Regions from separate parts of the Mus musculus genome. Here all the other regions are linked to region 1. A link is a loop called in an ENCODE intact Hi-C map of the cell type or tissue named here. Cell type or tissue: left cerebral cortex. All regions are shown on one strand. Each heading gives the region's core, and the rest is flanking DNA. Links, peaks and the distances in the headings are about the cores only. Region 1 holds the start of Gm35827 (a long non-coding RNA gene). Region 2 has its middle 12 kb from the start of Gm2824. Region 3 overlaps Gm2824 (a long non-coding RNA gene).

Region 1 (11,229 bases), core at 2,005-10,004:
AACATTAGTCACCTGGAGACTCGGGACTTCACAATGCACAAATAAACCTTTTCATCAAACCCCCTCATCAAATATGATAAAGTCTATTTATTATTATTTTATTAGAATATGTATTTTAATTTGAATTACTTATGCTTAACATGTAAAATGTAATCATATTAAGTTAGTAAAATAGTTTAAGCATTGTAATGATTTAATTTGTGGTTAAGAACACAGACTGTGATGTCATTTAGTTAAAACCCTTAGTTTTATTTCCCTAACTCAAAAATCTAGTTATTTATGACAGTAGCTGCTTTATGGCACGTGCTATTATAAATGATATATGGAATATATACAATGTACAAATGAATAAGTAATTTCTAGTAATTTCTTAGTTGATATTAGGCTCTTTATTTGTCTGACAAAAGTGCATATTGAGTGCTTTTAATCCTTCAAAATTATGATAATCTCTATAGGCAACATTATTTTCCAACAGTGTGGAAATTAAGTATATACTCTGGAAATTTACTAAAGCTGGGCACATTCAAGAGGCAAAGTCAGAACTTGGATCTACATTTTCTGGTGTCTAGAGCTGTAGTTTTCACAGACTGTGATTTCCGGCTTCTTAAATAACTGAGTGACCGTCAACATGCAGTTCCTTCAGATATAGATCTTGCACATTCCATATGTGTGTTGATTTAAACTGTATTTCTCATTAACTCATTTTCAGTGAGAACCTCAAAAAGGGAATTCTCTTACTAAACGATTTGTGTGAAGGCCCAGCTGACGGAAAGTGATACCACCCCAGGTGAGGAATTGTTGGGCAGTTTTTGATGAATGGTATAAAAAAGCAGGTTGAGCAAACCATGGGCAACTAGCTAGTAAGCAGCACTCATTAATGGCTTTTATCTCAGCTCAAGATCCTGCCTCAACTGACTATGACCTAGGATATATAAGCCTCACAAATCTTTCCTCCGCAATTTGTGTTTGGTGATGGTCTCTCTCACAGCATAGAAACCTAATAAGGATAGAAATTCATACCAGAAGTTTGATGTCACTGTGACAGACCTGACCACGTGCTTTTTCTTTTTTTTGGGGGGGGGTGGTTGGTAGCATTTGAATTTTGATTTGAAAAGGTTATTGAATACTCAGAGCCCAGTGGGCTGTTCATGGGAGCTTAGAAGTTAAGGATGCTGCAAGCCCCATGGGGTTCGGGGGAGAAAGCAACAGTGTCAACCAGTCAGACCCCCCTGGAGCTCCCGGGGACTGGACCACAAACCAAAGAGTACACATGGAGGGACCAAGGGCTCCGGTTGTGTCTGTGGCAGAGGATGGCCTTGTTGGACATCAGTGGGAGGAGCAGCCCTTGGTCCTGTGGGGGTTCGATGCCTCAGTGTAGGGGAATGCCAGGGCAGGAAGGCAGGAGTGGGTGGGTGGGTAGGGGAGCACCCTTATAGAGGCAGGGAGGGGGTGGGATGGGGGTGGTTTCTGGAGGGGAAACTGGGAAAGGGGATAACATTAGAAATATAAATAAAGAAAATATCCAATAAAAGAAAAGCAAGGACACATGGCTAGGGTTTGTGGTAGATTGGGCCAATTAGGTCTGCGATTATAATTAGGGTTACAGACTCAGTTCAACAGTAGGGACCCAGATTGCAAAGCTGAGGTACTGCTTATATCCAAAAATCTCTGGGACTGGTGGAATGGGAAGCACATGTGTACCTGTGTTGATTTGTGCTCCTGGGAAATGAAAGGGGATCAAGGAGCCCTTTAAGAAAGTCCTGTTGAAGAAAGGACAGTAATGGAACCACCCTCTTGAGGATGACCTAACAATGAAGAACCTTGGTATCCAGGCGACCCCCACTGGTTAGAGCAAGGCCTGCAGGCTCACTTGTCAGAGGCACTAGAGAGGGCAGCGTGTTTCTCTTGCTGTCTTCATACTACTTGGAGGCTAAGGCCTCAAAAAAGACATAGGGAAGGCCACGATGGTGTCTGGAAGTACAGGGTTCACTCTTGTTGTCAACGCCTGTGGCCATTTACCTGAAAGAGAGAAATCTTGACCAAGGGTCGCCAAAACCGGCAATGCCCAGACCAGGGTGAGAATGCTTCTGACCCTCAGGATCTGAGAGTCACATCAGTGCAGAGACTGTGGTGAAGCTGGTGAACAACCTGGTGCCTTCTCTGCAGGAGGGGACCCCTTCTTTGTCCCTGCCTTTCTTTCCAAATACTGAAGATTTGCCACCCGGCTCCAGGTACTGGACCTGCTGTTCGTGAGGTATGCATTCTTCTGCCTTTATTCTGAAGAGTATGAACAAGTAAAGAACGCGCTCTGTAGCTTCCTGGATACGTGGATGGACAAGAGCCCTGAGGACTTTTGTGAGTCCACAGATTTGCTCACTCTGAAATACCTGAAGGCTTACGTGTCACACTCAGATCTTATTGTCCGTGTCAATAGGCTCCTGACCCAGTTGCAGGAAGAACAGGCCAAGGATTCACCATCCAAAGATGAGGAAGACTCAGATCTGGGGAGACACACATCCTCCTATCTAGAGATTGAATGGGTATAAATCGGCAGGAAAAATAGCAAATCTGGAGCCAGATCCACTTGTGCACCAGAGCTGGAGAGCACAAAACCACCAGATGTTTCCATGATGCATTCGTAGGTCCAGATAGATGTGGCAGCAGCAGTCCTGCCAGCACACCTGATAGCAGCTGTGGAACCTGTATGTCTGTAGATACAGAGTATCTTTCAGTAATCTCCTGCTTGCTAAGTGGGCCTACCTATTTAGAGAATGGTCCTGTCACCTCCTGTTATCAATTTGGGTCTGTCCTATATCTGCCCTGCTGCTCCTGCCCCTCAGGATCAGCCCCTGATTTCAATCCATCAGTAGTTCCAGCCCCACAACCAGCCTTCCCTTCTCCTGAGAAATAGCCTTTTTAATCATTCTGATCTTTTCAATGTTATTTTAAAGGATTCTGCAATCAGTGTAGATAATACAGAAAGAGATAATAGAGATGTGGTTTGTGAAGTGCCAGAGGGAAGTAAAGACTCAGTCTTTAGATCCTATCTTGAGTTAAAAATATTTAAAGTTTGTTCTTCTGGAGCTGAAAAATCAGCTGAGATTGTCAATGTGTCATCAATAAAGTAGAGCCTTTTCTTGGGCAACACACACACACACACACACACACACACACGCACACACACACGGCGTATAAGACATCTTGGGATGTTCCCTGGAGAAGACTGATTCTGATTCTCCATAGAGCTCGTAGATCTTAATCTGTGATGAGGTTTGAGATGTTAACATGTGTTATTATTCAAAATTAGGCAACCATATATTGAGATTCCATTGATGTATTGAGATTTCATTGATATGGCTTCTGGGTCATAACTCATAGAGTATTGGAGATAGTGTTTCCCATCAGACATACTGGTTCCTTGACTCTCATCATACCTCTCTTCAGTGTTGTTCATTGTCCTTAGTTGTATAGTAGATATGACACATTGAAATGGTACTTCTGGGTCAGTTGTTCTCTACAAATAACCAGTCATAGATCTTAAATTACACAAAAATCAAGTTGAAATATGTAAAAGCACTGAATATAATATTATGTCCTTAAAACCCAGGGAGGAAAATATTCAACACTGAACTTGACAGTGATTTCCTTTGATAGAACACTAAAAGTTCAGCCACAAAAGTAAATATAAACAGATGGGGTTCCACTCAAGCAAAGGGATTCTGTACAAATAAAGCAATCAGCAAAATAAAAACCTGCTATAAAGGATTACAGTAAGTTTTTTGACAAACTTATGTCTGATTAAGATTTCAAATTCTGAAAATATAAATGAATTCACATGAGTTAATACAACAAAAATTAAAAGGGTAACTTAAAGAACAGATATGCAATGCCTACATTGTTTCCAAAGAGGAAACTAAAGTACTTAACTTGTATGTGAAAAGCTGTTCGTTATGATTAATTAATGATTGTTTTAATTAAGCATATTAAATCAACAATAATGATATTATAACACACACCTCTTAGGACTGCTTCTATTTCAAAGGCAGTGTCAAAAGCAAGGGTTGGGAAGAGTGTGAAAAATGGAATCTCTTATCTCTTTGAGAATGTAGATGGCTGTGATTACTGTAGGAAGCATTATGGTGGTTTCTAAAGAGATTAAAAATAAAAATACCATATGGCCAGTAATCCTTCTCAGTATGTACCTAAAAGAGGAGAAATCGGAACTTCTTAAAGAGATCTATTTTCCCACATTCATTGCACCATTATGCACAACAGGAAAGAAGTAGAAATAACCATGTCTGTCAACAGACTGAATAAAATCAATTTGGTACATATGTAAACTGAATGTTATACTTGTAGAGGTCTGGTCAATTGCCACAACATGAGTGGCTGTAGATTATACAATGTGAACTTTATTTATATAAAGAAAGTTTAAAATAGTGTGCAAACTCAGGCAATTGAGTGTTATTTATCAAGGACAGAGAGAATTGCATTAAAAGGCCAAAATTTACACACACAATACATATATATATGTATATATATATATATATATATATATATATATATATATATATATGTATATATATATATATATATATATATATATATATATATATATATATATGTTATAGATCTGTAAAATGAGTAAATGTAGTGACCTAATGGGCCGCAAGAGTATAGAAGTTTCCTGGAGGAACAGATGTTAAGAACTTGCACTACACAGAGTGAGTAGAGTAACTGTGACAGTTAATGAACATGCTGTTTTCTTCCCGAGTGATTATTTTCTCATGTATACACACATCACATTGTTCAGTAAAAGGATAATCATTAACATATTTGTGAGATTATAGAGTCCTAGTGTACAGCAATGGTGACTTTGACTTTTTGTACTTTTAGTCCTTTTGTCTCAGGCTAAGTGCTGATATCCCAGGCAAGGCTACCACAAGACTTTCTCCATACATTCCAATCATCCCTCTTCCAATAATAATGACTTATATTACTTGATATGACTTTCTCACAGATCCCTTTTTCTTGAAGCAGTGAATGTAGCTCCAAACTAAGCATATAATAAAAATAAAAAGGTCTCTGCCTTGGAAACATGAGATGTGAAAGTTGAGTCGATCAGCACAATGTTGAAAGAACACTGAAATAGCCCCCCTGGTTCAACTCTACAAAGAGCTCATCCTTTTAAGACAGACCCTTTTCCAAATCATGATAGAAAGTGAGAAATGACTGACTGTGGAATCCAAGGGACAAAGCATGACAGAGAGCCATCTCCATGAATATGTGGGTGTTAGGTCTAGGACTGGGATGCTGACATGTAGAGCCCAGGGCAGCTCTTTATTGGGAGTCAGCAAATTCCCTCAACATTAGTCACAAAGTTGTGACCAAGATTCCTAGAATCACAATAGTCATTAGAAATAAAGATTATTTTTGGCCATGAAAATCCAATATATCCTTTGCATTTACCGTCCAAAGTTTCTCCTTTTATAGCATCTCTTAGATATAAACTATGAAGCTTCTGACACAAAGCCTAAGACTGCAATAATGGTCATGAGAAGAGGGTAATGGTAAGAGGGAGGGAGGATGGGAGTAGGTTGGCTAATAGGGACCATGGCACAGCTAGAATTGAAGAAGTGCTGGTAGGCTACTACACAGTAGGGTAACTACAGCTACTAAATTGTTAGACTAAACACGTTTAAATGTTATTTCCACAGATAAAAAGAACAAAAATATTAAAGGCAGAAAGTGTGCTCACCGTCTTGAGTTTTTTGTTGCGCAGTGAATGTAGGTTCCAAAGCCTCATCGCTTAAGACGTTCAGCCTCTGATCCCAACAACAAGGAAACTCAGCAGAAGACAGACACTAGCTCAAGACAAATCTGTGCTCTGGGGGGGGGGGCAATGCTGTTTCAAAACACACAACAAATAACAAAACAACCCTCCTTCCCCAAAAGAAGTCCACATTACCACATATCATACTACATAAATATGGTTTGTTGGTAGACTGTTTTTTTTTTAAACATTAATTGAAAACAAGAATGCTATAGATATTTTTTCAGGATATTCAAGTAGCACATGCACATTTAGAGGCAGCATGGGGAGTGGAAAGCTTGGCAGAATGGAACAGCTTGTCTGGGGGTGGCCTTGTATTTCAAGTCAGGGCTGCTCAAGTGGTGAAGATGACACACGTGGAAAACAGATTGGGAAGTGTAAGCTCAAGGAAGAAAATTTTTCATAAAGAGAATAAAATCAACCATCCAGCTTATGATTTTTTTTTGACTTGGAATGAACATTGAAGATGAACTATTCCAATATTTTCATTTAAAAACGAACAAAAGAGATAAATTTATTTGACCTCATCAAGGTCAAATGAAGAGAAGTTTCTAAGCTTTGGGTGTCCAGCACAGACTCTTTCCTGTGTTATATTTCAACATGAATGCTCAACTTTGTTGGAAAGTGGTATTTATTGGTTGAGGATCTAGTTAGGAGGGATAATTTTTTCAGTAAGCAGTAAAAGATAGAATTATAAGATGTCTGTATTCGTTCTGGAGAATAAAGGTGAGGGGCGGGAGGCATGGCTTCCCATTTTTCCCGTTCATCAATCTAAGGTGATTTTTTGAAACTTCAACATGGGCCACAGTAGGAAGTGTGGTTTCAACACAGAAAAGAATTTCAGTAACAGCCAGTTTATAAAACAGGGTAGAGGTTTACTTAGGATATTTTAGTAAGATTACAGCAGGGAGCCTAAGAAAAAAAGGATGCTTAGAAAGAAAGAAGAAACACCCAAGATGGTGATGTGGGCTTCTCTAAGACAGAGAAGGCCTCTGAAAATGACACGTACTAAAGTATGCATGTGGGCTCCTTGAGATGTATCTCAGGTTATTATCATTGCTGTTGTATATAGGAATTAGGTGAGATTTCAACTTAGGATCTTCAAAGGGTTAGCTAGAAACCCAAATAAGATGACCAGATAGTCCCTGAAAAATATCCTGCAACTTTTAAACTAAACGATAAATGGCTAGCTCTCAGGGAAAAAAGAGCTTTAGGATATTTGTACTGTAAACAAACTTGACAGCTAGCTTTGTTTAAGATTCTCGGGTGATGCCTTCAGAAAGAATTGAGTCCCTACCCAAAGTCATCATGATGTCTAATTGTATGTCAAGTTGACACAGCTTGAGTAATATGGGACGAGGGAACCTGAGTTGAGAAAATGTCCCTACCACATTGCCCTGTAGGCAAGCCTGTGATGTATTTTCTTAATGTGAAAGGTCCTAGATTATTGTAGATGATACCACGCTTGGATGGTGGTCCCAGATTCCATACAAAAGCAGCATGAGCAGACTATAGAAAGAAAACCAGTAAGTAACACCCCTTCATGGCCAATGAAAATATTAACTGGACAGGAATTATTACTTCCAGCTGGCTAGAAGTTTCAGACTCCAGGGTGAGGAACTCTTCTCCCTGTCTCTATATGCATTATTTTAAATTCTTCCAACTTTGTCTCAGAAAAATTTTTAGTTATATCTTTTTATTATATGTACCATATCTTTTGGTGAAACCAAGGGTAGTACTCACTCTTAAGATAAACATTTTACTCTAAAATGTATTTCATTTAATATACACCATAAAGGTTTGAGAATTGAACTCAAGAATATTCTAATTGAGATAATTTCTCCTTCTCAATATCAAACACTCTCTTTGCAGTATTTTTCCTTATCAGCTACTGTGTCATCCACATGGTTCCTGGACATTGTTCATCACTGTAGTTATTTATCTCATGGCTAGCCCACACATTCAGCCTTTAGGTCTCACTGGGTTTCCCAAAGCTCCAGCTATTACTCCATTAAGGACCAGGACTTTATATATTATGTCATTGCCAACCATGTCTTACTTCCAGGAAGTGGAATCCTTTGAGAGCATCCCTCAATGACATATCTTCAGGCAATGTTCTTTTTAATGCCTGCTTACAGGAAGGCCATGTGAAGACAGCTGATGTCAGAAATATTTGTAAGAATAAAACTATAAGATAGAATTTTATTGCTAAAACCCTTGCTTCTCAACCAAGTAGCATTAATGTTAGGTATGCTCTAAATATTACAAGGATTAAAAATCCAGGAAATGCACACTAAAAGTTTCACCAATTGAAAACTGTATGTGGATAGTGGGGGAAATTATTTATTAGTCACGTATTCAAAGCTGGTACACTGTGTCTTCCTTGTGGAGGTGGGAGAGAGAGTTTGATCTATGGACAATGAAATGTAGCTGTATATCACTAACACCTTAAAGAAATGTGAAATATGCAGGATTTCTTCTCTAGTCCTAATTCCAAGGACATTTGGATATGAAGGGCTTTCTTTCCATGGTTGAGTCACTACATGGGAGAGTAGCCCCCAAGGACAAGATTAGCTGAATGGCATCTGATCTAATTACATGATCCTTACATATAGCTGATGACAGACACCATCAGAAAAATTTTTAATTTGACAAGGACTTGGCATGCCACTCCAGGTTTTGAAGATGTGAAGAGGGCTTTAGGGCGAAGGTGACCTCAAGAAACTGATATTTGCTTCTTGCTGAGAAAGAAGTTGGTTATAAGAATTCCAATTTTCCTGTAGCAAACAGTTGAACTCTGCTAACAATATGAATGAGCTTCTAAGGAAATTATTTTTTCACGAGCATTAAGGTTCTGGGTAAGCAAAGTTGACATAAGGATCTCGGAGAAAACATATCTGAGCCTACCTGACAATTGACCATCATAGCCTTGACTAATACTTGTTTTGTGATGCTTACTTTGTGGTAGCTTATTACAATGACTAAAAACGCCTATTACAGGAGAAAACAGATTCAGAGAAGTTAGTCATCAGTGTTCTGCAAGCAAATGTGTTGGCTGTCTCTAGAGTTTTTGACAACCCAGTGACACAAAAGCAGATATTTTTGTGTAAATCATCACAGATCATTTTCTCTCCGAAATTATAATCACTTTAAAATTAAATTACACTATTCAAAAATTCATTTTCTCTGGAGTTCCCCTCCATCTACCCAACTTCACTTAGATCACAAAAATGAAGAGCATAAATGAGATTCAAATTATGTCTGTGTTGAGATTTTAGATGAGTTGTTTTGCCTTCCAGCACCATGCATCTCCCTTTGTTCTCAAATGTGGTAAGTCCGTTTACTTCTGCTTATATGTAGGTTTAAAAGAAACATAATTTTTCAATGTATTATTTGACAGTTTCCTACAGGTGTATAATATATTCTTATTTTATTTTTTATTGGCTATTTTCTTCATTTACATTTCAAATGTTATCCTGAAAGTCCCCTATACCCTCTCCCTGCCATGCTCCCCAACCCACCCACTCCTGCTTCCTGGCCCTGGCATTCACCTGTACTGGGACATATGATATTCGCTAGAGAAAGGGCCTCTCATCCCATTGATGGACACCTAGGACATCCTTTGTTACATATGCAACTAGAGACACAAGCTCTGGTAGGTACTGGTTAGTTCATATTGTTTCTCCTATAGGGTTGTAGACCCCTTTAGCTCCTTTGGGTACTTTCTCTAGCTCCTTTATTAGGGGGTGCTGTGTTCCATCCAATAGATGACTATGAACATCCACTTCTGTATTTGCCAGGCACTGGCATAGCCTGACAAGAGATAGCTATAACAGGGTCCTGTCAGCAAAATCTTTCTGGCATATGCAATAGTATCTGGGTTTAGTGGTTGTTTATGGGATGGATCCCCAGGTGGGGCAATCTCTGCAACTGCTTCCATGTGGATTTTGCTCCCCATTCTAAGAAGGAATGAAGTATCCATACTTTGGTCTTCCTCCTTCTTGAGTTTCATGTGTTTTGCAAATTATATCTTGGGTATTCTAAGTTTCTGGGGTAATATCCACTTATCAGTGAGTGCATATCATGTGTGTTCCTTTGTGACTGGGTTACCTCACTCAGAATGATATCCTCCAGATCCATCCATTTGCCTAAGAATTTCATAATTTCATTGTTTTTAATAGCTGAGTAGTATTCTATTGTGTAAATATACCATATTTTCTGTATCCATTTCTCTGTTGAGGGACATCTGGGTTCTTTCCAGCTTCTGGCTATTATAAATAAGGCTGTGATGAACATAGTAGAGCATGTGTCCCTATTACAAGTTGGAACATCTTTTGGGTATATGCCCAGGAGAGGTATTGCTGGATCTTCCAGTAATACTATGTCCAGTTTTCTAAGGAACCAACAGACTGATTTCCAGAGTGGTTGTACAAGCTTGCAATCCCACCAGCAATGGAGTTTTCCTCTTTCTCCACATCCTAACCAGCATCCGCTGTCACCTGAAGTTTTGATCTTAGCCATTCTGACTGGTGTGAGGTAGAATCTCAGGGTTGGTTTGATTTGCATTTCCCTGAAGATTGAAGATGTTGGAAATTTTTTCAGGTGCTTCTCAACCATTCGGTATTCTTCAGTACCCCGTTTTTTAATAGAGTTATTTGATTTTCTGGAGTCCAGCTTCTTGAGTTCTTTGTATTAAGGAAAAGTAATTATTGCTTCCTGTTATTTTTGTTGTTAGAGTTGGGATTCTGTTCTTGCAACTATCTTCTTTTAGGTTTGTTGAAAGATTACTTTCTTGCTTTTTCTAGGGTGTAATTTCCCTCCTTGTATTGGAGTTTTCCCTTTAATATCCTTTGAAGGGCTAGATTCATGGAAAGATATTGTGTGAATTTGGTTTTGTCGTGGAATACTTTGGTTTCTCCATCCATGGTAATTGAGAATTTTGCTAGGTATAATAGCCTGGGCTGGCATTTGTGTTCTCTTAGGGTCTGTATAACATCTGTCCAGGATCTTCTGGGTTTCATAGTCTCTGGTGAGAAGTCTGGTGCAATTCTGATAAGTCTGCCTTTATATATTACTTGACCTTTTCCCCTTACTGCTTTTTTAATATTATTAAAATAAATTTAAATATTATTATTACTGTTATCCTTATTTAGTGCATTTGTGGTTCTGATTATTATGTGTCAGAAGGAATTTCTTTTCTCGTTCAGTCTATTTGGAGTTCTGTAGGCTTCTTGTATGTTCATGGACATCTTTTTCTTTAGGTTTGGGAAGTTTTCTTCTATAATTTTGTTGAAGATATTTACGGTGAAACATCTTCATTCTCATCTACTATTATCCTGAGGTTTGGTCTTCTCATTGTGTCCTGGATTTCCTGGATGCTTTGAATTAAGATATTT
Region 2 (11,229 bases), core at 2,222-10,221, 310 kb before region 1:
CCCCATCAAAGTCCCAACTCAATTCCTCAACAAATTAGAAAGGGCAATTTGCAAGTTCATCTGGAATAACAAAAAGCCTAGGACAGCAAAAACTCATCTCAAGGATAAAAGAACCTCTGATTGAATCACCATGCCTGACCTAAAGCTATACTACAGAGCAATTGTGATAAAAACTGCATGGTACTGGCTTAGTGACAGACAAGTAGACCAATGGAATAGAATTGAAGACCCAGAGATGAACCCACACACCTATGGCCACTTGATCTTCAGCAAGGGAGCTAAAACCATCCAGTGGAAAAAAACCACCATTTTCAACAATTGATGGTGGCACAACTGGTGGTTATCATGTAGAAGAATGCAAATTGATCCATTCCTCTCTCCTTGCACTAAGGTCAAATCTAAGTGGGTCAAGGAACTCCACAAAAAACCAGAGACAGTGAAACTTACAGAGGAGAAAGTGGGGAAAAGTCTCGAAGATATTGGCACAGTGGAAAAATTCCTAAATAGAACAGTAATGGTTGTGCTGTAAGATCAAGAATGGACAAATGGGATCTCATAAAATTACAAAGCTTCTGCAAAGCAAAAGACACCGTCAATAAGACAAAAAGGCCACCCACAGTTTGGGAAAGATCTTTACCAATCCAAAATCAGATAGGGGACTAATCCAATATATATAAAGAACTCAAGAAGGTAGACTTCAGAAAATCAAATAACCCCATTAAAAATGGGACTCAGAGCTAAACAAAGAACTCTCACCTGAGGAATACAGAATGGCTGCAAAGCATCTGAGAAAATGTTCAGCATCCTTAATCATCAGGGAAATGCAAATCAAAACAAACGTGAGGTTCTACCTCACATCTGTCAGAATGATTAAGATCAAAAATTCAGGTGACAGCAGATGCTGGTGAGTTTGTGGAGAAAGAGGAACACTCCTCCACTGTTGGTGGGATTGCAAGCTTGTACAACCACTCTGGAAATCAGTCTGGCGGCTCCTCAGAAAATTGGACACAGTACTACCAGAGGATCCTGCAATACCTCTCCTGGGCATATATCCAGAAGATGTTCCAACTGGTAAGAAGGACACATGCTCCACTATGTTCATAGCAGCCTTATTTAAAATAGCCAGAAGCTGGAAAGAACCCAGATGTCCCTCAACAGAGGAATGGATACAGAAAATATGGCACATTTACACAATGGAGTACTACTCAGCTATTAAAAAGAATGAATATATGAAATTCCTAGGTAAACGGATGGACCTGGAGGGCATCATCCTGAGTGAGGTAACCCAATCACAAAAGAACTCACATGATATGTACTCGTTGATAAGTAGATATTAGCCCAGAAAATTAGAATACCCAAGATACAAGATACAATTTGCAAAACACATGAAAGTCAAGAAGAAAAAAGACCAAAGTGTGGACACTTTGCCCCTTCTTAGAATTGGGAACAAAACACCCATGGAAGGAGTTACAGAGACAAAGTTTGGAGCTGAGATGGACCATCTAGAGACTGACATACCCAGGGATTCATCCCATAATCAGCCTCCAAACGCTGACACCATTGCATACACCAGCAAGATTTTCCTGAAAAGACCCTGATATAGCTGTCTATTGTGAGGCTATGCAGGGGCCTGCCAAACACAGAAGTGGATGCTCACAGTCAGCTATTGGATGCAACACAGGGCCCCCAATGTAGGAGCTAGAGAAAGTACCCAAGGAACTAAAGGGGTCTGCAACCCTATACGTGGAACAACAATATGAAGTAACCAGTACCTCCGGAGCTCGTTTCTCTAGCTGCATATGTATCAAAAGATGGCCTAGTCGGCCATCATTGGGAAGAGAGGCCCCTTGGTCTTGTAAACTTTATATTCCCCAGTATGGGGGAATGCCAGGGCCAAGAAGTAGGATTTGGTGGCTAGGAGAGTGGGGTGGATTGCCTGGCCCGGGGGGGGGGGGGGGACTTTTGGGAGAGCATTTGAAATGTAAATGAGGAAAATACCTAATTTAAAAAAATGTTTCCCTAACACAAAAAATGAAAAATTTCAATTTATTAGGTTTAAAATGAATAATGAAAAACCATTGAGTTTTTCACAATTCACACTTTTTGTTCAGTCTTCCTTCTACATCTCTTTTTGGTCATGTTTTTACTGATGTTGGCTAGCTTCACAGAGTGTTATATTTACCTATTTTAAGCAAAAGCCTTACTATACCAAGCATGGGAAGAAAAATGAGTCTTATTAAGCTTCCAAGGGAGAGCCAACTGCCTGATCAGCATAAAATCCTGAAGAAGGGAGGATCTAATTGCTACCTTAATGTATTTTGAAATATTAGGAGGTCAAAGATTAAAGACAAGGACATAATTCAGAACAGAGAACTTAATAAGCTTGCTAATGTACCTCAAATGAGCACAAGAAGAATGGGATGTGTTTTGAAAATATTGATGAGCTTCTGCTGAGGGGACTTGTATGCCTGTAGTGCCATTTTCATGATCCAGAGCCTCTGCTTAATGGTAGAAGAATCCCACATTGCTTATGCAATGAACACTGCATTCGTGATATCTTACAGATTTTCATTGTCTGGTGAGATACCTCAGACTTCATTAACTCACTCAATTATTCATACATTTATGTTCTTTTAGACATAATCACTTTAGTGATTCAAGCAGCACAAATAACTGGAAACAATTACAAACCCTGAGAATAAGAAAGTAATAAATTAAAAATGAAAAAAATAGTAGCGACATTATTTAAATATATCAGGCCTGTATCATAAGAAAGTATTACATGAGGGCATGAATTGACTTATTTCTTATAGTTGCCAAATTACAAATAAGAATGATTAAAGTGAAGTCAAAGTTTAAAAGTGATGACTGGCATCCTTAAAAATGGTTTAATTTTCTTTTACTAGAAATAATATGTTAACTAATGCTCATAGTATATTTAAATTCACAATTACAAATAATATCAATAATTGAAACTGATAGGTATAGTTCCAGTTGCCAACTTCTTCATGTCTTCAGTCACCTTGGGAACAGGAGATTATTTTGATTGGTTTAAGCAAAGTGTAACATCAGAACATGTGCTCACTAGGAGTAGTGCCATTCCTCTGGCTTGGATCCTGGACAGTATAAAACAGAGCACTAAGTAATCACAGCTTCTTGTTTCCTGACTGTGAATGTAATGGGATCACCTCCCTTGAATTCCCTCTGTTGTGTTATTTTCTGTGACCTGTGCACTTGAACTGAGAGCCAAAATAAACCGTTTCTCTCTTCAGTCGCTTTGCCTGTGTGCTTTATGTTAAAAAGAGGAAAAGTAGTTAAGAAAAAACTTAAGCGATCTGAGTCAATATTGGTGAAAACTCAGGATTATATTGTGTTGGTGAGATGGTTACTCTAAGTAGAAACAAAATAGTCTGCACAAGCCTGTAATGGACTTTTAAAGAGAAGTATTTTGGATTCTAGAGCAAGGACATACTTAGCCATTCTCCTGATTTGAGCTTTTTACTTCTGTGTCCTGGTTGTCACACCAACTTTAGAGGGAAATACTTTCTCAGTTATTTATGAAGTCAGGAGGTGATAGTGAAAGACCCACAACATGAGGACTCCCCCACGTTCTGACTCAGGAGAGGTGACCCCCCAAAATCACCCACAAGAAACGGGTCTTGCTGCAAATTGCAAGAGGATTTTTATTCAAGAGCGCTCTCGGGCCCACGGTCATACACCATGCAGGGGTAGAGGACCGTGGCGCCCCGAGTAGCTGAGGGGGTATATAAAGGAAAAAAACACAACTCAAGGAGGTGGGAAGGGCGTTGTTGGAAAATACCAAAAATACCAGTTAAGAGTCACAAGGAAGTACAAAGTCACAGGTGTCACAAGGAATACCTGGTAATTGTTAACTCTCAAGACAGTTTCTAAGAGCCCCTAACAATAGCACATTTGCACTGCAGGTTCTGGTAATGGTCAGGGTGACTTTCTTTGAATTAACACTCTTTGAACACAGGAAGCGGGTAGGTGGAGGAATGTCACTATCTGTTTTATGATTAGCATACCTTGGAGCACTGAGTTTACTATTCTTTCAGTAGCCAAGAGAATTCTTCTATGTAGCAAGGGATGAGACCCAGAAAGCTATTTATACTTGCTTTCTCTGCATACGGTGGTTATAGCAAGGGCAGGACCTTTCCCTTCCCCTTTCTATAGATTGTTGTTTATTACATCAGTAACTGTACACAGAGGTATCATCCTTTAACATGTTCCTAGAAGGAACATCTCAGGAGTCATGCCAATTACACTTTAAACATCTTTCTGCATTAAGGATCAGGATATGAGGCAACTGTTCAGGTCCTTTTCATTTTTCTTTGCTTTGCTAGCTTTGGTGATACGTTCCTACATCCAGAGATGAGTGTGGGTGAAGTGTGAGGAGAGCGGGAGAGCAGCAGAATCACTTAGTCCCAGAAAAAGCATCCGCAGAGTTAAGACAGAGATCTGAAATATATTCATTGAAGTTTATTGCCAATTAAAGGAACTCTGAAGCTTACTTTCAGGGACATTGAAATCTGAATTCATCTAATGATTCCAGAATTGATTTCTCAATCTCAATGAGTGTCTTTATCACTCCATCCTCATCTCTGCTTTGTTTCCAAGGTTCACACTTTGTAGACTGTCCTGTTAGACTTCTCCCCTCTTCCTTCCTTCCTTCCTTCCTTCCTTCCTTCCTTCCTTCCTTCCTTCCTTCCTTCCTTCCTTCCTTCCTTCCTCCCTCCCTCCCTCCCTCCCTCCCTCCCTTCCCTCCCTCCCCCTCTCTTCTTTCTTTCTTTCTTTCTTTCTTTCTTTCTTTCTTTCTTTCTTTCTTTCTTTCTTTTTCTCTCTTTCTCCTTTCTGCTTTTCTCTCTACCTTTCTTTTTGTCTGTCTTTTTCTCCTTTCTTTTTGTGATGTCTAAACACATACACACACACACACATACACACACACACATAGTATGTATGGATATATATGTATATATAATACTATACATCATATTCTTACCCATAGTCAGTTGCTTAAAGAAGACAAACAAAATGACAATACCATATGACATGTAGGCGTGAATATATATACATACATATACATACATATATATTTAGTATACTGCTAAATGAAGGCCATAGGTAATGAATGGCTTCTGAGAGAGGGAGATTCAGCTTTCTTCAGGGACAAGCCCTCCCAATCCTTACAAGTTATTTAATCTCAAGTTGTCAGCCCTAAACAAAAAGACATATGATTCACACTAAGTGGAGTTCACACTAAATGGACTTGGCAGACTGCATTTATGTATAAATGTGTACATGTGTATGTGGACAGCCTTTTTGGGGTGCTGCTTGGCAGGAATCAGACATTGGCCAAGGACAAGGAAATGGACTTCGGGAAGAAATCTGACATTGACCATGACAGGGATGTAAGTTCAGGCAGGAATCTAGCATTAGGGCATGAGAAGGAAGTAAGTTTCGGCAAGAATCTAACTTTAGACTATATAATAGGGAAGTAGGGTGGCAGGAGTTTTAATCTTAGGGTGCAACAAAAGAAGTAGGCTTCAAGCAAGATTTTAGGCTTGGTTTGGGAGGTGGACTTAAGTATTTTGATCATTATGACAAGCCCTTTTTCACAACTGTCATGGCAGTAATCCTGGACTTTTCTCACTGCCTTGTTAGTTCCTTATTGTACTGCTCGCCCTTAGTACTTGCATGTAATTAAAATGGTATAAAAAGCAGATTGGGAAAATTAAATTTGCCTTCAGTCTGAGAATTAACTGGAGTCATGGTACAATGTTGTCTGTCTTTTTTCTTTTAAATCCTCACTCCTGTGCTGAAGAACCTCTTGACTGACTGAGTGGGCTTGGTCATGTGTAATAATAATAATAATAATAATAATAATAATAATAATAATAATAATAATAAAAGAAGAGGCTCTGAATTTGAGAGAGAGAGAGAGTGGGAAGGAACATAGAAGTGTTTGGGGGTGAGAGGGAGGAGTATAAATGATGTACAAAGTTCCAAAACAACTGATTAATAAAATATAAAATGAAATCACTAATATTTTATTTGATTTGTTTTTTCTTGAGAATTTCATACATGAATAGTATGTATTTCGATAAGATCCACCCTCTACTCCCACTTTCCCAACTCCTCCTATAAACTGCACATCACTTTCCCTTAGCTCCCCTAGTGATGATACTAGTGATACTAGTGATACAAGTATGTACATGGGTCTTAGATCACCTATTGGAGCACAGCTATTCTCTCAAGGTTGCAACCCTGGAGAAAACCAACTCTCCCTCTCCAAGCAGCAATAAGTTGAAAATAGATCCCCAGTTAAGGTCTTTTTCTTTTGAGAAAGCATCCTCCCCAGAGAATTATTTATTTTGACTCTGAAATTTAAATACCAAATCATTGAATTAATTCCTTCCTTCCTTATATCTACTTCTTCAAATCCACTATTCATGCCTGCAACTTCACTTTTTTGTCTGCATTCTATTTTCTTACCTTAAATACCTTTCCCTCCATACTCTTCTCTCTCACAGAATCCAGCCTGTGACTTGTTTTCTATAGTAAGCGAGGATGTCATTTTAGGTTTGCTATGCTTTTTCTGAAAATATTTATTTTGAGGTGACAAGAAAAAAATAAAGCAATTCATGGTAACAATAATTGTATAACTCCTGTTCATCATTGATTCAAAAATGATACTACATTAAATAGGCCAACCAAATACTTGTGTTTTTAGGTAGTCATACAACCAACCTGGAAATGTATACCCTCATGGAAGTCTGCCCTTGTATTTGCTTGTATTTGCATTCCTTCTAAATTGGTAAACAATGAAGATTTTCTACAAAAGGTGAGTGAAAAGGAAATTATACAGGCTACACAGCAATGTAAGTCATTTATTGTCAAGACATACAAAAAGAGAGATAAATTTTAAGTGAGTTCCAGTAATTATGAGACATCATCCTTAGATGGGTAGCTACTGTGTGGTTCCATTTATGGAAAATTCTGAAAAAGAAGAAAAAACAAAACCAGTGGAAAGAGAGGGCAGACAATATTTACCAGGATAGAAGTGGTAGCAAGATCAAAAGGAAAAGCACAGATTATTATTTTTCAATATCCTCTTATTGATTATTTGAGAACTTCACACAATGCACACCATTATACTCACTTCCCATTTCTCCTAGGTTCATCCTCCCAGCCTTGTGCCTTCTCCTCCCCTCCAAAATTAAGAAAAAACAAAATACAACCATAATCCGTATTGCTTATATAGTCACTGAACTCCCAGGGGCCAGCCCTTTAAGATAACTGAGTTCTTTTCCATTTCTCTGCCAGAAACCACCAACTGTGAAAGGCATCGTTATCACATTTTTAAAAGGCCTCTCTTCAATGGCTTTCTGTCTAGACCATTTCCTTTGTGGCAGAAGTTTTCAGTGTCTCTCATTTTCAACTATGAGTCTGGAGTCATCAATACCATTGCGACAGAAGCTCCCTTGCTCATAACAGAGAGTGGCAGTATAGATCATGGATCTATTCCACATGGTTTCCTGAGGCTACACAGACCACATAGGTCATTATGGTCTCCGGCTGTACTATGGAAGATGGATATCACCATGGTCCCGAGTGGCAGTATGGACCTCAGCTATCAACAAGGCCCTTGGCCACAGCATGGATCAGAGACATCAACATGGCTTATGGCTGGCAGCAGAGACCACAGACATCTATGTGGTCCCTTGTGACAGCCCTGATCATAGACACCAACATAGTCTCAGGTGGCAACAGGGATTTGTGGGCTTTAACATGGCCCCAGCACAGATTATTTTTAAGACCACACAACTCTTGTGCAGAAAGTAGTCTTGAAGAGTTCATTTCTTTTCGCTGTCAAATCTCAGAGAACTTTACAGTACAAGGAGTTACTGTAGTGAAAAATTGCTTCATCTAAAATCATCTGTCAGAGCTTAACACGAGGATGGGCAGAAGACTGCAAAAGGGTGTAATTCACAGCGAGGAGATGACGTCTCGGAATAGCATTTAGGTATTTCTACTCTTCTAAAGAGGAACAGAATCATTGCTCACAATTTTACTATTAGAACAGGAAGGAGAGAAGTGATTGTTTAAAGAAAGAAGTGCACGATCATGACGTGGAAATAACACTCAGAAGTAGAAATAACACTCATATAGAGTCTAAAGATGCTTGCCTAGAAAGTTCTCTATCAATTCTTTCATATCATGCTCCTTCCACTGGAGTCTCTGCTATACAATATGGCCCATTTGCTGTACAGATATTTTCCTTTTGTTCATTGTGCTAATGTTCTCCATATGCATGATCAAACTTCACACATCCCCACTTATTTTTGCCTCCACTGGCATGATCTCCATTTGCATGCCATATGTAACTATGCTTACATCATGTCTAAGTCCAATTTAAAGCTTGAAATATATCCTTCCCTGCAGTTTGTAATTTTATACCTTTGGAACTTTATAAAAATTTTCTCCATCAAAAGATGACTAATGCCGGGCAGTGGTGGCACATGCCTTTAATCCCAGCACTTGGGAGGCAGAGGCAGATGGATTTCTGAGTTTGAGGCCAGCCTGGTCTACAGAGTGAGTTCCAGGACAGCCAGGAATACACAGAGAAACCCCGTCTTGAAAAACCATCCCCACAAAAGATGACTAATATTCTCTAATCAATATCTAATAAAATTCAAGGAATTGTTGTCTTCTAACTTTTTTCATATTTAGCCAAATTCTCATTTCATATTATGCAAAACGTGTCTCACAAAGCTCTCTTTTCTGTTCAGTGGGCAACATTCTATTAGACAGGTCATGTCTTCATGTATAACTGGATCACATCAGGAGATTCTCCTTTCAGCTTTTCAGTAAACTTTTGGCGAGCAATGTCCATTGACTTCTGGCTTCTCTCAGTCTCTCTTGAATTATTCTGTTTGGCCCCAAACTAACTCTGGCAATCTGTTCTAATTTTCTGGCTCCTTCTCATTCTCTGGCTCATTCTGTCTTTACCCATATCTAACTTGTTCTCTCTTCAACCTGTCTCTCCTGTCTCTGTAAAACAGGTACTATGCCAAGGAGCCATTTCTTGCCATCAGAATGAAGCTTTGTCACAGGGAGCCTGATGTAATCTGTAAATCATGAAAATACTTGGAGCGATTACCTCAAAACTAAAATTGCTTTAATTTTTTTCTGTTGATTATGAATACATAAATGATTCAATAAAAATATTCATTGCATATTAAGTCATCAACTAGGGCAAATGTGCATTTTTGATAGGGTCTTCTTGTCCTCTGATTTATAAGAATCAGATCAAGTTCCATTCCTGTCAGAATTCTTTCACTAGATGTTCTCACTCTGACCTCAGCTTCTCTAATCTGATATCTGAAGCTTCTCTTCTCTAATATCGATGGCCTTTGTTATTTCAGATCTTAGTTATATATTCATGTGCAACTTAGAATAGTTTTCCTTTTCTCCTTTGCTGATAAGCATGTACTTGGTACTAAGGCGAGCACCCTGTCCTCCCTGAAATCATCTTTCAATGCCCCATGGATTGGATGTGAAGAGCATGGATGCACCCTTGTCCCTGGCCGCAGTACCATTTGTATAGAGGAAAGGGGTGCTTGCCCCTCAGTTTGGTATATATTGTTTCTGACTTCCTATTGCTATCTTCATCATGAACAATTCTGCTTACTGAGACTTAGTTCTGGAAAAGGTCTAGAGAATTAAAGAAATTCAATGTATATTTGGTAAAATGATAAATGGGAGAATATAAAAATGAATCAATATAAGAGTTAATTATTGTGTTGTTGTCTATATCAAATAATGAGCAACTGCTTATAAATCAATCCATTATTTGTATCAATAAATTAAATAAGGACAGAGCAGAACCAACCAATCATACCGATCAGCTTAGGAAGAGCACATTTATTAATAACATATTAATAATAATTAATAACATATTAATTATTAATTAATAATAACATATTAATTAGTCTCATGTTCACATTCTTTCCTTTGAATATATAAAACATCAAATGTGTGTATTAGATGAAGGTCTTCTATTTTTATAAGAAGAGATTATCTATTCTCTTTATCTATTTTTACAATTTTTAGAAACTTCAATAATATGAGGAAATAGAAATAAAAATTATGAACTCCTAGGATTACCAATAAATAGAAGTAGTATTTTAAACCCCTGCACTCTGTTTTCTTTCCTTATCTCTCATGTGGGTCTCTCACTATTTTGCGTGCTCATATTGAAGTGGCTGCATCGTACTCAACATGGAGATGGTCAGTGTCAGTCTATTGAAGGGCATCTGCCATTGGCCATTCATAGTTCAGTACAGCAGAATAAGATGGATTCAGCTTGCTGAAATGAAGGGCATCCAGCACAGGCCCTACGGTAGTTTCAGTGCTGAGACAGGGTTTCTTGGGTCAGTTCTTTTGCAAGAACTTAGGCAAGCCAGTTCTCATAGGTGGGAAAAAGTTGGAACCATTTCTGAATTGGAGACTGTCAAACAGATGGGTCCGTTTAGCTGTTGGCTCTCTTGCAAATACTTGAAGGAGGTGAGAGTCAGATCAATGCTTCTGTGGAGGTGAGTGTACATAGGCAGGCTAGGACAGGAAGGGGATGTTCAGTTCTGTGGATCCCTTGTGTCCTTACCTGGGTCTTGACCCGGTCATGGAAACACATCGTCTAGTTGTGGTAGCATTCACAGCCTCACTCTCTGCATACTGCCAGGATCAAATTTCATTTTCACTTTTGAATGATTTATTTTATTAGACATTTAGCTACTGTTTGGACTTTCCTAGTCTTTATATATACTATATTAAGCATTATTTAAGGATACTACATTTTTTGAAAAGAAAGAACCTATATATAATTTTAGCATCGAACAAGTAATCATTCGGATATATGTTTGCCATATTTTCCTGGCAAGTACCAATCTGACCTAATGAGTATCACATATTTAAAATTAATTAATAAGTGGTAGTGGAATGTTAATTTTAATTGAATTTGAGTTTTGGTACTTGTTTGGTACCTTTTCCTGTGTCTGTCTGGTTAACCTTTGCCTTTTTAAAGTTTCTGTTCACATTCTTTGTCAGTTGCCTAACAGAAGTCGTATGTTTCTCGTTACATCCATGCTAGGTTTTCAAGTAATACGGTCATAGTCTAGTCTAAAATATTATTTAGTTTCTCACTCATTT
Region 3 (11,229 bases), core at 1,951-9,950, 250 kb before region 1:
TGTTGCCAGTTGATGAACTGTTTGAAGGTGTGTTCTTGGAGAAGATATGTCACTAGGAGTGGGCTCTGAGATTTTACAACCCTACTTTGGGTTTAAACTCTCTTCTCTCCTCCTCCTCCTCCCCTCCCCTCTCCCCCTGCCCTCCCCGCCCTCCCCTGCCCCTCCCCCTTCCCCTCCCCTCCTCCCCCTCTTCTCCTCTTCCTCCCCCTCCCCTCCTCCTTCTCCTCCTCCTCCTTCTTCTTCTCCTCCTTCTTCCTCCCTCTCTCTCTCTCTCTCTCTCCCCCCCCCTCTCTCTCCCTCTCTCTCTCTCTCTCTCCCTGCTTCATGTAGATTAGGTTGTAAGGCTCTCAGCTTCTGCCTGTGTAACCTATACCCCACACCATGATGGCCATAGAGTAACACTCTGCAAATGTAAGCAACTCCCACTTACATGCTTTCTTTTTCTATAAATGTTTCGTGCTCATGGTGACCCTTCATAGCAATAGAACACTGACTAAGGAAGAACAGTCTTCACTTGTATTTATGTGACAACTACCAATATCTGCTGCTCAGAGAAACTGTAGTGGATTATTTTATGGTGAACAAACAAACAAACAACAAAAGTAAAACAAAAACCATGTAAAGTAGTGGTTAGTTGGGTCATATGGATTTGTTTGCCAATGTTCCATGTTTAGAAGTGCTGTATACATTCCCAGGCTTTTTTATAGCACACATAGTGAAGCTGTTCTGTCCATACTGCTTTGTAACTAGTGTCCTTGAATTATTGACTCTTTTCACCTCTTTCTTGTTTCAAAGCTTCTCATGTTTTTAGTTTTTAATATGTTTTCTTTCTGTAATTGTTTCAAGGCTGATCTATAATTTAACACTGAGCAAATTTGCACATTGTCACCACAAAGGTAAGTTAGGTATTACAAAATAACCAGTTCTCGTTGTTTAAATGCTCAGCAATGTTGTGTCTCCTTTCCATTTAACTTGAGTATCTAGGACTTTGAGCTGTGGTCGTTAGTGGATGCCATATATCAGTGTATTTCAATTATAAATGTGGAATCAGTGCTGTATTGCTTGCTGGCTATGATTGTTACTCTTCCTTGTCACCTTGACTGGAATTAGAATCACCATGGAAATATGTCTCTGAGGGTGTTTCAGGAGATGTTTAACAGACCTTCCCTGGGCTGAGGAGCCAGCCTTCATAGACTAGCATCCTGGTCTTAAGAAGTTGAGCTGAGAGCACTATCATTCATCGCTGCCCGCCTCCTGACTGTGAAAGCAATATGACCAGCTACTTGACGTTGTTGCTGACTGATAACACATTCCTCACCATTGTAGATTACACACACGAGCAGAAACCCTAACCCATCCCTCCTTTCCAGAGTTTCTGCTGTCACACGTTTTCTCACAACAATCAGAAAAGAAATTATGTCAGTCCATTCTGTAAATTGTTATTTTAGTCCATTTTCTCCCATTTGTTGAGAAGTTTGTGAAATACTAGCTCCTACTGATTTCCATTTTGAAGATAGGCCTATAATACATGCTTATTTTAATCTGTAGCTACTTAAATATTGTGCCTAACAGTCAATAAGAAAATTAGGGGAATTTCTTCTAGTTTAAAAATTGATAATCAGGCTTACAGAATTGTTGGTTATAAAATATTCATTAGGCTCTCAAGAACAGAAACATTTTTTTCTTGTTTCTGGCTATCGAGTCATGATTGCTAATATCTTTGAAAACTCTAATGTCACAAACACATTTCATTTTATCTTTGTCACAATTTTACTTCCTAAGCATGAGGTTATATTTTTTTAAAAAAAGATTTATTTATTTGTTTGTTTGTTTAATGTACATACACAGTAGCTGTCTTCAGACACCCCAGAAGAGGCATCAGATCTCATTATGGATGGTTGTGAGCCACCATGCGGTTGCTGGGATTTGAACCCAGGACCTTCAGAAGAGCACTCCGGTTCTTTTATCTGCTGAGTCATTTCTCCAGCCCACGCGAAGTTAGATTTGGACACAAGTGCTCAACTTTATCTACTCATAAACGCCAGCTAGGCTCCTCCTACTCAGCCATGTTTAATAAACCCTCATTTGTATACAGTAAAATAGAAAGCCTTTGCTCTTGACTCTTAGCGCTGATCTGTACTCATTCTGCTGCTCATGACAGCTGTAACTTCATAATGGCTGTGACTTCATTAACGGCTGTGACTTCATAACGGCTGTGACTTCATGAGGCGCTTACATTCTCACACAGCTCTTTGTAGCTCTTAGGCTTGTCTGAGGACGCAGATACACGATGGGGAACATGCAAGTCGGGAGGAAAAACAGGCCATGTACAAGCAAAGAAGAAGATGTTTCTACGAATTGTGGAAACCCCACGAGAAACTGTTACAGGACACATTCAGACAACGGCATCTAGAAGAGACCAGCCTTCTTGCAGCTTTGATTCTCTATTGTCACATAAGGGGAGATGTGCACAGGCTTCAGGGCTAAGCACGTGCGTATTTCTGGTGGGTCACCCATTGTTCTGAAACCACAGAAGAGGAGGAGCTTGTATCCCGTGATGGAGAGCTTAGTGTTGGCTGGGAAATGATACCAAACTAGAATGTGTAGGTATTGATTGGTAATAAACGCTTAACTTTCATTAAATATCTTATTGTAGCATCATATTTTTCTCCATTAGTGAGTAATGGGTTGGATTACATCATTATCTTTCCTTAATATTAAACCATGGCACCTTTGCCATGGTTTAATATTAAGGACTAATGCTCCTTTTTGATACAATATTCTTTTACTTCTGTCTTATTATCTAAATTACCATTTATTTTTAGGATGTAATTAAATCATTTATATGTAGAGGTGGTGTTGATCTATCAAGGTTTTATACCATATTTGTATGTTGGATATTAGAACAACTTATAGAAACTATTTAAGGAATCACTTTTCTTCCCATACTTTGGAGCAGTTTAATAACTTTGATCATTTAGCAATGGTTTCTTTTTTATTGATCTGTTTAATCTTTCTGAATCACTTATGTTGTTGGCTTGTCATTTCTATATTCTCATGTATTAGATATATTTAAAAGCTTACTTGTATAACGTTCATACTTTATTTATATCCATTTGATTTAAAAATTGTGAACTTTAACATTCACCTAGGTATATACATTCAATAATGAACTTTACCATAAAAACACTTGCAAAGAAAACCGTCACACCCCTAAATTAACCGAACGGCAAATGTATACATCAAAACAAACCTGTTCAGATAGAAGGGTTATTTGGAATGGACACCGTGCAGCTTTGTTTTGGATTTGTTCCTCTCTCTATAATCTCTTTTTAAAATTCTCCTTTCTTTATTCTTGAAAATGTTTGAAAGGAGGTTTGACTCTTACTGCTATTTTTCCAACTTGTCTCTGGGATTATGTTTCTTTAATACTGATATTTATTTTACTTTTATTGCTGGGCTGATTTTTTTTCCTTTTGGAGGAAATAGATGGGCTAGTCTACGTGTGATCGCTAGTCTTTAGATAGAGCAAGGAATGCACCTTCTACTGAAGGAAAAAGAGGAATACATTGTGAGCTCACAATACACACCCTTAGGTTGCTTTACAAGTTTAACACTCACGTTTTTAAATTCCTTTGATTCCATCGAGATCCACTTGTCATGGTACCCTGGTCTTGATTTATGGATGCCAGATGTTTCCACTCCAGCGGGAATGCTAACATTCTCCATCCTTTGTGGCATTAACCCTGTGACATTAAAATATCATCACTCACTGCCTTTGTTTCAACTTCCTTTCAAGGTATTGAGTGTCCCTCGCTGTCACGTCATTTGACAGTAGTGCCAATTTTTAGAATGGATGACACAGGCTTGTGTACCATGATTGTTGGAGACTTCCTCAATAAAGGTCCTCAATACACATTTATCTTAAGGGCTGTGTCTATAAGAGAGAGTGTTTCTTTTCCTTTACAACAAAATACACTTAACTTGCTCTGGGAATACATTTGGGGTACACCATTTTTGTTTGTTTGTTTTGTCGCTAGCTGTGTCTTTGTCTCTTTTGCTGATGCTTTCATAATCTTTCTTTTCCTGACTGTGGTAGAGTTGTTAAAAGTTCTTTGACTTGTTCCCTCATGTCCCTTGTGTGCCATCAATCCTTGAGGGACATTAGAAGTGTCTGTTTCTGGGCTGAGTTTTTGCAGGGAAAGATTCACTAGAGAAATTAAAGCTTTGGTGATTTTTACTCCTATGCTGAGTCACTATGTACTTCTGTGTCTTGAGGCTGATTGTTAGCTGGGAAATCATTCATCCATTTTCTCAGTTCTAAGACCAATAATCAAAGTCTGTTCTGGAAAAATTCTCACTGTTCTTAGATCAAACTGAATTTAATCATTGAACAAGTACCACTGTCAGCTGCCTTGTGTATTTAAAATGTGCCTGTCCTTGAGATCTGGTGCATTGTCTCACCAGAACTGTTGTTTTTTCTTCCAGTCCAAAAATGTATATGTGTATACATGTATGCACACACACACACACACACACACACACACACACACACGTATATGCTTTATATATAATGTGTATATACATGTATAGATTTCTATCCACATGAATACACACACATGCTCACACACATATATGTGTATGTATAATATTATTATTGTAACTATTCCTTAGGGGAAGGTACTTTGTTTTTATAGTTCAGTCATTACCCTCCTCCTGGTCTGCCCTCCCACAGTTCTTCATCCTATTCCTCTTCCCCCTGTCTCCAAGAGGATGCTCCCCTGTTCTGCCAGGCCTCCCTACTTCCTGGGACCTCAAGTCTCTCAAGTTTAGGCAAGTCTTCTCTGACTGAGGCCAGAACAGGCAGTCTTCTGTTGTGTATGTATTAGGGGTCTCAGGCCAGCTGGTATGTGCTGCCTGGATCGTGGCACAGTGCCTGAGAGATTTCGGGTATCCAGGATAGTTGACACTGCTGGTCTTCCTATTGGGTCTCCCTCCTCTTCAGTTTCTTCTAGCCTATCCCTAATTCAACCACAGGGATTCCTGACTTCAGTCCATTGGTTGAGTATAATTTTCTACATCTTTCTCAGTCAGCTGCTTATTGGGACTCTCAAATGATAGCCATGCTAGGCTCTTGTCTATAAGCACACCATAGCATCAGTAATAGCGTCAGGCCTTGGAGCCTTAGGGAAGGGTATTTGTTGTTTGGGTTCCATAAAGAGTGATGCAACTTACACCTACCATGAAGACAGTCTTTAGTTAACTGTGTTACAAATCATTTTAATAGTATCTTTTCTATTATTTTTAACTACAAAATATTTTGTGACTAGAGCAATACTTAAGAAAGAATAATGTATTAATATCAAAAAATTTGAACTTAAAATTGAGTTCAGTTGGCAAATTACTTCTTTGCTTTCTTTCCATCAATTAATTTCATAAGGAATTATAAACTCCTGAATGCCACCAATGCACTTTCTCTCTTTTAATATAAGTTCTAAGACTAGAGCCACCGATGAAGAGTAATTTATTAGGTGATTTTGTTGTTAGAATTATTTTTCAATCTCCAAAGTTGGAATTATCTGACAATATGTAAATGAATTCTATATTCCTTGCATCACACATTTCTAAATTGTAAGATTGTGAACCTAGAATCTGATTCCATGAAAATGAATACAGATGTGTTTTATTACTGTAAAGGTCTGTTTTATGTTTGTGTTTGTCAGACAAAATTGTGTTCTAATCTTTACATTTAGGCAGTACTATTATTTAACTATATATTGCAGGTGTGGAAAAATGAAGTTTAAAAAAAAAACCTTAAGCAAATTGCCAGATACATAATGAGACTAAAGTAGAAGCTAAACAATCACCTTTTCAATGGTTAGCATAGAATTGCCTGTCTAAATTTAAAAGAGAACCAAAATATAGTCAACAAATAATTTAACCACCGAGTCTATGCCACACACCCAGGTAGCCAGGAGAGAAGTAAGGGAGTAAATAAGGCATGATTCTGAAAGGCTTGTAATTATCTGGTTGAAGTAAGATGCAATGAGGCTTTGCAATTATCTACATCACTGTGTGCAGTGACAGACAATAATCGTTATAAACAACAAAAACAATAGTAAGAAGGCACACAGTAAGCCCAGGCGTATGTTGTCAGGATAGCATCTTTATGATGTTGTAGAACAGGATTTGGCTCAGTGTGGTAACTAATAAAACCTTTCTAGAACATCCCAGAGGATTTGATCTCCCTAGAAAGCGCAGCCTGTCTTGTGTCACAGTGTTTGCTGTGAGGATCCTGATGGCTGCTTGGCTCCGGTTCTTGACTAAGGCATTTGGCAGGGATCCCACTTGTCTTTGCATTTATTTGACCCCTGGATGCCCTGCCTTCCCCAGTGACCTAGGTCATTACCAGGAACAGAACCTGCTGCTCTCATGCTGCTTTCCAGTACTGACTGAGCAAATTCCTCATCTAAATTCTGCAGAGCTTGGCAGTAAGCTCCAGCAGGGACATATGTAGGCAGAGCAAATGGAGGCTTATGTAACTGCCCAAACAACTCATGCCAGGTTCAACTCAGGCAGAAACACTCATTTTGATATAAACAAGGTATACGCGTCCCTTGGTTTAAGATCATACATTTTAATTTGGACTCAATATGCAATATAACAAAGCATGCTACTTTTAATAATTGTACAGAGATTCTGTACAATATAAATTATAAAACACTGAATAATCCATGAGTTGATTGTATAAAAGTTAAATGAAAATATAGGAAATCTGATTTGGGATATTTCTGGATCTAGCACCGTTGGCAGACATGAGGTAGATTTTAAAACTGCGAATCAGTCTGCTGTGTGTGGAAGTTTTAGGATCACAGTTTCAGAACCCCGGAGGATCCAATTAACTCTTTTCTCCAGGCGCTTGGTTAAAATTAGATATTGTCTTTCTTCTTTTTCCTCATCCTTCCTACTTTCTGTCCATTCCTCTGCCCTTGGTTCTAGTTGAATATATCCACAGTGCACAGCAGTTAAAAGAATCTCCATTCCCCTGATAAACTAATTGGAGTTAATGTCTTCAGACAGGGTTGACCTATCTGTGATCTGAATAAAAAAATGCCCCCATAACTTGGTCATTTGAATAAATGGTTCTCAGTGGGAGGTGATGTGTGGAGAGACTTGTGTTGTACAGCCTTGGTGAAGGAAGGACTTCATTGGCTTTGAGACCGCATAGCCTGTCTTCACTTCAAGTTTGCTTTATCTGCTTTGTGGTTACATTTGAAGATGTGAGCTCTCCGATGCTCCTCGTGTCAAGCCTGCCACTTACTGTTATGCTTCCTCACCATGATGAACTTGTCCTTCTGCAACCATAGGCCAAAAATAAACTCCTTCCATAAGCTGCTTTTGGTTATGGAGTTTTTATCAGAAGCACAAAATATTAACTAGGACAGCCTAACTCACTGTGGGGCCCAGGCTGTCCTTGAACTCATGATCCTGTTGCCTCAGCCTCTTAGTAGTGGGATTACAGGCATGTACCAGCATATCAGTTTTTACTGCCTTGTCCTTGACGATGAATAGAGATGCTTTATAGAGATGTCTCTGTCTTTAAATGAAGACTGTTACCTTATTACAAAGAGCTAAAAAATATTTGGAAACAAAGCAGAGCTCAGGAAGACTTTAAGCTTTATGAAAATTCAATTGTTGTTTATAAGTGTCCCTTTCCAAATGTGCATTGCTACCGATGTGGAATATATATATATATGTATATATATATATATATATATGTATATATATGCATATATATATATATATATATATACATACATACACACACACATAGTCAGCACACACACACACACACACACACACACACATACATATATATATATATATATACTGGTATATACATTCACACATTTATGTATATTATATATAATAGAGGTATTATATTAAAGCGTTAGTCTAAGAGTTGATGTTGTATTTGCCATCATTTCTGTGGTAAAAGCTTTTACTCATCTTCCATTGGACGATCTTAGAATTCTTTACATAGTGTGAGAACAGAATGAATCAAATGTATGCTCCAAAACATTGACTGTTTTGTTTGTTTGTTTGTTTGTTTGTTTGTTTTACGAGACAGGGTTTCTCTGTGTAGCCCTGGCTGTCCTGGAACTCACTCTGTAGATCAGGCTGGCCTCGAACTCAGAAATCCTCCTGCCTCTGCCTCCCGAGTGCTGGGATTAAAGGCGTGCACCCCACGCCCGGCTTAACATTGACTTTTAGTTGTGTATTTTTCCCAATTTTATTTAAAGTGTATTTCAAAAGCCAAAGCTTTTAATTTCGATGTATCCTAATTACAGTGTATATAAAATGGCTGTCCTCCTGTCTCCAAAATATTTTTCTCAGGTTACAAAGTACCTCTGCTCTCTTCTTTTCTGGTTGTTCTGTAGTCTGAAGTGTGAGAATTAGGTTTGCAAGCTAAGCTGTTTCAATCACCACAGAAAATAATTCGTCATATTCTCCAAATTCAACAAGATCGCTCATATGATAGAATAATATAATTTATAGCTCTATTTACTGCTCAAAATCTCTAAAGGAAACTATAGATAAACAATTTAGGATATTGGAATAGACAAGAATTTTTTGTATAGAACTTCAGTAGCACAGCAATTAGCTCCAAGAATTTACAAATGAGATTATACAAAATCAAAGCTTTTGCACATCCAAAAAAACCTATCAGCTGAGTGAACAGATGGTCCATAGAATGGGAGAAAAACTGGTGCAGCCATTATAGAAATCAGCACAGGGCTTCTCAGGGCCTTAAAGTAAAAATCCTCTTCGACCCCACTAACTTGCTACTAATTTCAGGGTAAATATTGCACATCCTTGCTTAGCATTGCTTGTTTTATAATAGAAGAGAATGATTTAACCTAAGTATCTACCAACACATAAGCAATACTAGCCTTGAAGAAAAATGAACTTTGTAGGAAAATTGGTGGAACTAGGAAATAGTATATTTAGTGAGGTATCCTAGGCTCAGAGAGCCAAATACAGTTATGTATCGCTCGTGAATCCTAGCTTATAATTTTTGTATATGTTTATTCACACTGAATGGTGTGGAGGGGCAAGGATCCAGGAAAGTGGCTTAAAAAAATCAGTGTGGGGAACAGCCTTTGGGGGGGGGGACTAGAGAGGGAACTATGTTATGTTATGGAAGTGGAAAGCGGTATATGGTGGGGGCATAGGGAGGAATACAGGGTAGACGGCTGCAAATAGGGAGGAGGGTGGAAGAGGGGAGGAAGGATCACATACAGGGAAGAAACTCAAGCAAAACTAAAAATATGTATGCAAATGCCACAAGAAAACTTGTTTTCCACATAATAAGTAATTAAAATACGCAAATATAAGACCTGACCTAGGACATTATTAAAGGAAAGAAACTCGTTATTTAAGATAAAATAATTGTACTTTCAACAAAAGGAAACGTATTTGATCTTTTCATCTTATATTTTAACTTTACATTGGCCAATATAACCCTCACACTTTTGCATTTTATTTTCTCAGTGAGATTCATCCATTGTCTGTTTGTGGAGCTCTATAATCAAGCAAGTCGATCAAATCCAGCACTAACACATGCATTTCATCTTTATAAAATATTTGTTTAATTATGTAGTGTGTGTGTGTGTGTGTGTGTGTGTGTGTGTGTGTGTGTGTGTGTGTGTAGATATCAGATCCCAGGGAGCAAGAGTTACAGGCAGTGTGAGTCTTTTGGCATAGGTGTTGGGAACTGAACTCCAGAACTCTGGAGGAACATCAAGCACTTTTAGGTGCTGAGCCATCTCTTTAGTCCCAATGGTTGCATTTTCTTATCTAGATTGTCTTCACCACTAAAGAAAACTTAATCAGCCCACTTCTTTTCATTCATCCCTAATTGTTAACCTCCAAATCTAAATAGCTACTACCCTCTTACAAGATTCTCCCAAATTAAAGAGAGTTTGAGTCTAAACCCAGGTGATTAGAATAAAGTTTCAAAGCTCGGATGCATTGTAAACAACAGGATATGTCTCATAGTTGTGAAGGTCATAATTCTGTAAGAAGGCACCCACAGAATCAGTTATTTTGTCAGAAATTCTCTACTGATCACTTGCTTCTTGCATATTCTCTCGGCAAGAAGATGAAATATATAAAGTCCCTTTTGTGTGGGCACTAATCTCATGACCTAATTACCTCTCCAAGACCCCAACTCTCAGCAGCAGCCTTGGGGATTTAGATTCATGTCTGCATTTCAGGAAGAATAAACAATGCCCAGTGGTTGGGTTTACAGGACCAGAAACCTCAGAAATCTTTGCAAAGTGCCATGCTCATGTCAGTTCCACTCTCTTACTACGTTAAGAAAATTCATTCCCAGGGAAACTGAAGCTGCATGAAGATTAAAGGAATCCTTCAGCCGTGTGCACTTTCACAAGTGTATCTGAATATCTTGTACTATATAATTGCTCTCTGTCTTCAAGGTTTTATTCAGAGCTACGTAATATGGAGTGCATCCAGGAGATGGCAATCATCTGGGACTTAGGAACTTGTGGCTCTTTCTCTGAGTGCATCCCTTTTCTTTGGACTTTCATCCATTGGTTTTCTGTCCAGTGGAGGAGGCAGGCCTCAAAGCTGTTTACTCCTTCCAGGACTTAATACTGTTTTACCACATATAACCTATATTTATTATCACAAGAGATAAGAAGTGTGACGTCCTCATCAGGTGTCATAGTCTTCTTTGGTCTAGCTATGAAATACATATTTTATTATTATATAGCGTTGGCTTAAAAGATAGACATTACTTTGTGGTTTGGGTTACAAAATGTAATAAAAAATTTGATTAGTTTTCTTCTAGTTTGTAAGATCTTGCAAACAGCTGAACTTTCCCCTCCATGCTATTAGTAAATGTTAGTGTAAATATAAGGGTCCACAAATTAGTTGGTTTTAATAGTATGTATACATTTTTTCATGGGATGAGCAAAAGGAGGAGTATCTGTCATCATTCCATGATTCTGTGATGGTAATCATATCTGTAAGTGCCCTAGCAATCAGGAATAGATGCTAGCAATTAACTCTGTGCCCAGGAGGATTCCCATGGGCTCGAAGATACGGTGTTTACTGTAACCGTTGCAGCTTCCCGGCTCCACATAGGCATTGAGTATTTGAATGGTTGAAGATCTAGCTATGTGGCCCACTTTTTTCACCAGA

Evidence for each region. Peaks named below come from ENCODE experiments on the same cell type or tissue, not always from the same donor. Only the 100,000 strongest peaks of a DNase experiment are listed, where the experiment ranks them.
Region 2: it touches region 1 in a loop (6-fold over the local background); 3 of 42 quality-filtered maps call a loop at or near these places.
Region 3: it touches region 1 in a loop (9-fold over the local background); 2 of 42 quality-filtered maps call a loop at or near these places.

Annotation. Positions count from the first base shown.
Region 1 is chr15:24,715,465-24,726,693 of GRCm38, reverse strand. Gm35827 (a long non-coding RNA gene) reads right to left here and starts at 1,777. Exons shown (of 4, transcript XR_383853.2): 1 at 1,702-1,777. It also overlaps the pseudogene Gm2803. In left cerebral cortex, for the core only: no CTCF peak of the experiment used is centred there; DNase peaks (open chromatin) are centred at 5,004, 6,141, 6,655, 8,896 and 1 more place; H3K27ac peaks cover 3,908 bases.
Region 2 is chr15:25,029,595-25,040,823 of GRCm38, reverse strand. No RefSeq gene overlaps it. Among named protein-coding and RNA genes, the nearest start is that of Gm2824, 12 kb to the right of the region's middle. In left cerebral cortex, for the core only: no CTCF peak of the experiment used is centred there; DNase peaks (open chromatin) are centred at 4,404, 5,396, 8,016 and 8,367; H3K27ac peaks cover 1,500 bases.
Region 3 is chr15:24,964,733-24,975,961 of GRCm38, reverse strand. It overlaps Gm2824 (a long non-coding RNA gene), which reads left to right. Exons shown (of 5, transcript XR_001781655.2): 5 at 1-141. Among named protein-coding and RNA genes, the nearest start is that of Gm2824, 53 kb to the left of the region's middle. In left cerebral cortex, for the core only: no CTCF peak of the experiment used is centred there; DNase peaks (open chromatin) are centred at 6,506, 6,847 and 8,756; H3K27ac peaks cover 2,199 bases.